Regions from separate parts of the Homo sapiens genome. Here all the other regions are linked to region 1. Evidence: chromatin loops called from intact Hi-C (ENCODE). Cell type or tissue: IMR-90. All regions are shown on one strand.

Region 1 (2,500 bases):
AAGTGTCACTCACTCTGATCTCTAGTTGCTGCTTCTGATAAATTTCACCAATTAGCACAGGCTTAGAGTCAGATTATCTGGGTTTGAATACCAGTTCTGCTACTTGATAGTGGTGTAATCTTGGGGAAGTGCTTAAATTCTCTGTATTTTTCAATAAAATATTGATCACAATAGCACCTACCTCACAGAATTGTAGTGAGAAAGAAAGTGAGTTAATATTTGAAAGTCCTTGAAAAGTGTGTGGCACATGTCAGCCCTCCCGGAATGTCTGCTATTTTTATTACTGCAGCCATTATTATTCTGGTGTAGAGGTGAACTACCCTGCTTTGGAGGTCATAAAGACCTTGATTCAAATCCTGCCATTATCACTTACTATCCCTATGGCCCTGGACAAGTTAATTCATGGTTCTGAGCCTCAGTTTATTTATCTGTTAAAAAGGGATAATAATGCTTGTTTCATCAAGCTATGGCAAGTATTAAGATGGCATGTGACAGTGCTTAGCACAGGCCCTGACAAATAAGTAATTTGTATTCTTTTTTATCCTCCATGATACACTCTTTTCTCTGGGTTTATCACTAGAACTCCCCCGGGATGATCTGTTACTTATGACTAATCATACTCTGTGTACTTATACCACTAATATTATTTGAGTGAAACAAACTTAAATTCAGCATCAGGAACTACCTTGAAAGGAAAATAGACTCATAAGAGTAGTCTCTTCCAGTTTTGAGAAGAAAAGATGCCATCCTACAAGTATGGTAAAGGTCTTGATGAGGGAGGTAAGACCATGACAGTACCACCATGCCTTCGTCTCACTTCCCCACCACAACTGAGTGATCTAGCCACCCTCTAGAGTTGCTACCACCATTTGTTGGGAAGGCATGAAGTCAAAGAAAAGTTTGAGACCTGGGATAGTTGTCCCCATTTGTCATACCATTGGGATAGCTCTGATCGTCACATTCTTAGAAATGCAAATACTAAGCTCTGAGAAGATACAGTCTTCTTTGTGAATCACCTCCATCCCAATTTTTGACCTCACTTTTAGGTGGGATGTATCTACAGCACAGAGTCTGTGACTCTGAGATACATCAAAGACTATTTGGTGGCCCCTCCTGAAATCAGAAGAGGATGTAATTTGCTGTGGTTTTTGCAACTCTCTTACGCACAGTCCAAGCAAAGAACATTATAGTTTTAGAGTGGATGTGGCTGTCCTTACTCTGGTATACTCACAGGAGAAGGACATTGCTGTCTTCTTTCCTTCCATCTTTGATCACATCACTACTGTATTGTGACCTCTTCTTCCCAGAAGAACAACAGTTTTATCCTCTTAATCTTGTTCAAACTGCCTTCTAACACTGACCACCACCAAAAGATGTTGCTTCGAGAAGAGGCTGAATGGAGAACCTTAAATGCATGGGGAATATTCCTGAGTCTCATTGAAATCAGTTTATCCTGGGTATTACACTTGAATTTAAAGCAAATGTATGCACAGGCAATCCTGGGTGAGCTACTCTGAACAGGAGATGGCAGTAGCAGCCAAGGATTTGGGCAGCCCTTTCTAGTCCTAACAGAGGGGATTTCCTATTGGTTCATTGTCGATTCTGGACTGCAGTTTTGCCTCACCAAAGCCAAGGTGGCTAAATAATATGCCCAAGATCCCAGACCTTGCTGAATTTCACAACTATTGAAGAATTAGAAATTGCTCAAATTGAAGGCTGAACGACCAAGTGAACACTGTGGGGAGCTTTTACTAAGTCTCACTACAGAGGAAGGGAGGAGGCCTCCAGAAAACAAACAGATATGCCCACTTAGATTGGCATTAGTGGGTTTATTGGAAGGAGCAAGGATCGGAGATACAGTGCACATTCTTACTGAGACTTTGAGCAAGTCATTTAGCGAGGTGATTCAGCCCATGCTTTCATGTGGATTCAGGGAATAAAGAAGTCTTCCTCACAGGCTTTACAAAGGGTTCAGTAAGATAACAGCCAGGAAAACTCATTTTGTAAACTATGACATGCTATAAAAATACAAGAAGGACATTTTGGTTGGTTTTAGGTCATTTCTTTGAATTTGTCCTGGCGCCTCCAAATTTCCTAGACCACATTTTTTTCTTTCCTTTTCTTTCTTTTTTTTTTTTTTCCAAGTAATATGGTCAGAAGCTGTTTGACTATGAGTCTATTATTTCTCTGATAATTATAATTTCCCGGAGAGTTATGGCACACAAATTACTTTGTAATAGCTCTAAATTCTTTGCTTTATCCTGAGTCTACAATTATGCACTTATCCATGCTCCTGTCATCTGTGGTACTGATTTATGGAACCTCTGTTCTCTGATCTCCTCATTTCTTACCTCTGCCTCCTTTAAAACTCAAGAAATGTGGCAGCAAGGTCAAATTTCTCATCGGGCCAGCATTACATTCTCAGGTGTAATCATTACCGTCTTAATAAAGCAAGCAGTTAGTTCCACAATGGTCTGTTTAATCCACTAGATAATTGCTA
Region 2 (2,500 bases), 330 kb after region 1:
ATAAATCCTGAAAGCTTACATACATACGATTCCATTTATATAACATTCTTGAAATAACAAAAATCGTAGAAATGGAGAACAAATTAGAGGTTTCCAGGGGCTAAGTAAAGAGTCAAGGTAGGAGTAAAATGTGTGCAGCTATAAATGGGAAACAGAGATTCTTGTGGTGTTGGAATTGTTCTGTATCTTGACTGTATTGATGTGAATATCCTAGTTGTGATATTATACTATAATTTTGCAAAATGTTCCCATTAGAGGAAACTGGGTAAATTTTACATGGGATTTCTGCTTGGTTTTCTTTTTTCTTTTTTTTCTTTCTTTTTTTTTTTTTTACAACTGCAAGTGAATCTCAAAGGAGACTTTTAGAAAACTATTAAATTACCCATCCTTAGTTTACTATTTATTTGTAAAATGGAGAAAATAATAGCTGTACTATATCCTGGAATTGGGCCGCTAAAGTTGGAAAATGCTTAAGAACTTGGACATAGTGCTACATACTTGGATTTACAGACTTCTGGATCACAGAGTTGTTAGTAATTTTCTATTTCATTGGTATCCAAATTATTTTTTTTTCTGGACCACAGGTTGGACACTGAGGAGACTGGTGGGAAGCAGAGCAAAAGGTGCTTCTCATACCTTCTTCTCTTTCCAACATCCAACCACGCTTCCCTCCCTTCTCAGTCTTGCTTTCATCTGTTTTCCATATTAGAATTCTGAGGGATTTTGTAGAAGAAAAGAGGCTTTTACTTACATTTTGAAACCAACTCATCTAGTCCCAATCTTTCACTTTACTGATCAGGAGATAGAAACCAGAGAGGTTTAGTGACTACTCAAGACACTGAGGTAGTTGGTGGTGAAGCTGAGAACAGAACAAGGACTATTGACCCTCACTCCAGTGTTTTTTCCACTAAATCATGGTGACTTGTATTTAGATTGCTTTCTCAATACTTTTGTCAACAATCAAATAGCAACACCATTTATTGTTGTCTAGAGGCATAACTTTGTGCAGTAATTCTTAAGTATATGGGTAGAATTTTTAAGCATTTTGGTAGTCATGGTATGGGATATTGTTCAAGGAGTGCCTTAAACATAGGTACATTTATTGTACATATCGGAAAAGCTTATTGGTGCCACCTAGTGGTTTGAGTGGCAGGTATCGGTAGCAATTAAGAAGACATTTCAATGCCCCACCCCACTTTTGTTTATGCTTTATCAATAGGTATACTAAAAGTCATCGCCAACTACCTCAGCCGCTTTTTTTTCTGTAACATTTTAGGTGAAAAATGCTTTTCAGAATACAAAAGAAGAGACTTGGTTTTGGGTTAGCTGTAATTTATCTCTACTAATTAAAAACTTTCTCCTTAATAGAGTAAATTATTTAGATAAATTATTTTCAAACTCAAATTACCTGCTAATTACTGTTCATTCTTAAATCAGAAAAACAGACACTTAGCACAGATCCTTAGGATTCCTGTAAAATGAACAGTTGGGTTCAGTAGGTGCTTAGAAGTACTAAATTTTTTTTAAATTCTGATTCAGATTTTTTACTAAATCAGGTATTTTTCTGTGTTTAAAAAAAATCTTGTGACCATATAAAGACTTGTCATAAGGGCTACAATTAGAATTAAGTACTCAATTTAATCATTAGAAGGTTTTAACCATGTGAGGTTTTCTAATGAGCATATATTTCTTTCAATGAAAACTTACACTGAACAGATACAATCCTTGTCCTAACATCAAAGCAATTGTCTGCAGACCAAACCCATCAGTACAACTATCGAATACCTAAAACACTTAATTACATCTTTATTCTCACCATACAATTTTTTTCTCTTATGAGGGGTCATGAAAGGAGTGAATCATGAAATAATTTGTTTGCCCAAGGTGTTATTAACTTTAGAAATTGCTGGTCTTCTGGGCTGGCCCACTTATCAAAGCCATTTTCAGAACAATTATGACAATGATGACTAAATACTTAAGTAGACAAAAGATGTTTGGCGGACAAGGAAAAGGGATGTTGTTAACTGGTCTGTAAAAGGAACCTGAATAAACCCAAGAATTGTAGGGTACAAAGGTGACCACTGAGAGGAATGGGATCAGTGACAGGAATAGAACAGAAAACGGTTTTAAGAAAAAATGGCCAGGAGTGGTGGCTCATACCTGTAATCCCAGCACTTTAGGAGGCTGAGGTGGGCAGATCACTTGAGGTCAGGAGTTTGAGACCAGCCTGGCCAACATGGTGAAACCCCATCTCTACTAAAAATACAAAAACTAGCTGGGCATGGTGGCGGGTGCCTGTAATCCCAGCTACTCAGGAGGCTGAGGCAGGAGAATCACTTGAGCCTGGGAGGCAGAGGTTGCAGTGAGCCGAGAGGTTGCAGTCAGCCAGCCTGGGTGACAGAGCAAGGCTCTGTCTCAAAAAAAAAAAAAAAAAAAAAAGAAAAAGAAAGAAGAAAAACATGAAATATCACCATCACCACCAGAAAAGAGAAAAAGGTCT
Region 3 (2,500 bases), 1.4 Mb after region 1:
GAATCGCTGGAAGCCAGGAGGTGAAGGTTGCAGTGAGCCAAGATAGTACCACTCTACTCCAGCCTAGGCGACAGAGTGAGACTCTGTTTCAAAAATAATAATTATTATAATTATTTTAAAAAATGAAAAAATTACAAACCTCCCTTGTAAAGAAGACATACAACTAACATTCATTAAGAGATTATATCATTCCGGACACACTCTCTCACTTAAGGGTCACAACAGCCCTATGAGTTAGGTTCCATAACTATTTTCCCCATTTTACAAAAGAGGTAAAGAAATTATAGAGACGTTAAGTGATTTGTTAATTAAGTAGTAAAGCTGAGATTTAAACCCCGCATTCTGAGCCTAAAGTTCTGCACTAGACCTTTACCCTTTCACTGTAGTATTCAAGCTCTATAAAAATGCAGTCAGTGCTTGGAAGGGCAACTTTGAAAGCTGGTCATTATGTCACAATTGTGTTTGTGACAACAGGTGTTAAGAGGAAGAGAGGAGCAAGCATATATATATGGCACTCCAGGAAGATGAAGGTGGGATTATAGAAGTAAGAGTTAAAAACTGGGGAATGGAGGTTACTAACACCCAGATTTCAAAGATGAATTTTCTAACTTAAATTTACTGAAGACTCTATCCTCTGGGGAAGGCGTGTTTAAATAAAACCAAGGAAGGTTTTTTATAACATGAAGTGATTCCTTTAAATGAAATTGAGTATATAACATGCTGGTATTGTTCATTAAGAATAATTTGCTTAAAATTGCCTACAATCAAGAATTTTATGCAACCATTGTATTGATTTTATAATTGACAGACTGGTGTTTACTTTAAAATGTGCCAATGAGTAAACTGAGTCTTTATTGACATTTATACACACTAAATTAAACTGAAAACCAACTTCTTTTTTTCAGCTTGCTTTGCTGTGACTAAAGAGAACTTGTAAGGAAGCCTGTGTCCATAGATTGTCATGGTAGCTCGCAACCTTTACTTTCTTTACGTGTGTCAAGTAATTCCAGGGAGTAGACGGTAAATTGGCACATCTTTCCATTAAGTAGGACTTGTTTGCCTTCAAAGAGGGGAGACATTGCCTCCTCCAAGTGATAGAGGGATGAGAAAACCTTTAAATATAGTCAGATGGAAAATGGTTGAAATGTTTTGTTTTAACATATGCCTTCTGGTATTTTTTATTTTCAAAATAAAAAATGCGTTTTTCATTTCATTTATGGTAATTAACACACTTCATTTGTTTTCCTTTTGTGGTTTTTGACTTTTTCATTTGATTGAAGAGCCTTTCTTTCAAGGCATTTGTCTGCTCCCTGGTGGTCAGATAAAAATTTGCAACTTCAAGTGTTCAAACGGTTTTTTTTTTCCCCAACCTTAAAAAAAAAAAATCCTTCAAATTGGCATTCAGAAGTGTGTTACCTCACATTTTATCAGCAGATGGATCCCGCATTAAGTTATTGTTTCCTTAATCCAACTGAGGTTCCAAATGTTCCTTTTATTATAACGTATACAGGGAAATTTCAATATGCTTACTTTCTAGTGTATGCAGCTGTAGTCTGGGAGGTCTGATGTTAGGGAAAAAGAAGGAGGAAAGCAAGATTAAAAATCATTCCTGGAAATGCAAGAGAAAATGTGCTGGAGTGGTAAGACCAAAGTTTTCTTCTTCCTTTTTTTTTTTTCTGCTCTTCACACACACACAGACACCCCACAAGGAAAAAGATAGGTTTGCCTAGAAAACTACTGCTTCAGTTTCTCCTCTCTACTTTTCCTCTCCTGCAAGTTAAGTAAATCTCCAAGCCCATGAAAAATGTATGGACGCCTGGTCTGGTGTGTATATCCCAGTACTTTGTGAGGCCTACGCAGGAGGATTGCCTGAGTCTAGGAGTTCAAGACAAGCCTGGGCAACATAGTGAGACCCTGTTTCTAAAAAAAAAAAAAAAAAAAAAAATTTAAAAATTAGCCAGGTGTAGTGGCCCGTGCCTGTATACCCAGTTACTGGAGAGGCTGTAATTGTGTGGTGAAGAAAGTGTTAATTAATTTGATTGTGGTAATTATTATACAATGTATGTGTATCTCAAATTATCATGTTGTATACATTAATATAATTTTCATTTGTCAATTATACCTTAATAAAGCTGAGGAGGAAAAATTTTAATGTAATCCTGTCAAGACCATTTTCCACTATGACTGGCTTTCCTTCATACTTTCCCTTAGAATGGCCTTGGGCATTACGACTTTGAAACAAGGGGAAGTTGTGTTGAAGATATTCCATTTTAATTGTAATTTAGAAAAACAGTTTGGAAAATTTCAATAAAACGATAGAGAAATTATAGATTCTTGATGTAGATACATGTGAAGGATATTCTTTTGCCATTTTAAAATGTATTTACTATATAACCAAAAGAATTCAAATTAATGAAATATGAAAAGAAAAACCACAAGAATAAATAATACAATCAATAGAAATTACTCTGATATCAAGAAGTAAATTATAACAACCACA

What was found. Peaks named below come from ENCODE experiments on the same cell type or tissue, not always from the same donor. Only the 100,000 strongest peaks of a DNase experiment are listed, where the experiment ranks them.
Region 2: it touches region 1 in a loop (10-fold over the local background); 41 of 110 quality-filtered maps call a loop at or near these places.
Region 3: it touches region 1 in a loop (15-fold over the local background); 5 of 110 quality-filtered maps call a loop at or near these places.

The regions. Positions count from the first base shown.
Region 1 is chr12:79,406,604-79,409,103 of GRCh38, forward strand. The region is part of intron 9 of SYT1 (synaptotagmin 1); the gene reads left to right. Among named protein-coding and RNA genes, the nearest start is that of MIR1252, 11 kb to the right of the region's middle. In IMR-90, a CTCF peak has its summit at 1,521 (motif pointing right); a DNase peak (open chromatin) is centred at 1,548; H3K27ac peaks cover 741 bases.
Region 2 is chr12:79,737,181-79,739,680 of GRCh38, forward strand. The region is part of intron 4 of PPP1R12A-AS2 (PPP1R12A antisense RNA 2); the gene reads left to right. Among named protein-coding and RNA genes, the nearest start is that of PAWR, 47 kb to the left of the region's middle. In IMR-90, a CTCF peak has its summit at 1,137 (motif pointing left); a DNase peak (open chromatin) is centred at 1,131.
Region 3 is chr12:80,762,685-80,765,184 of GRCh38, forward strand. LINC01490 (long intergenic non-protein coding RNA 1490) reads left to right here and starts at 470. Exons shown (of 3, transcript NR_120470.1): 1 at 470-544. In IMR-90, a CTCF peak has its summit at 1,318 (motif pointing left); a DNase peak (open chromatin) is centred at 1,317.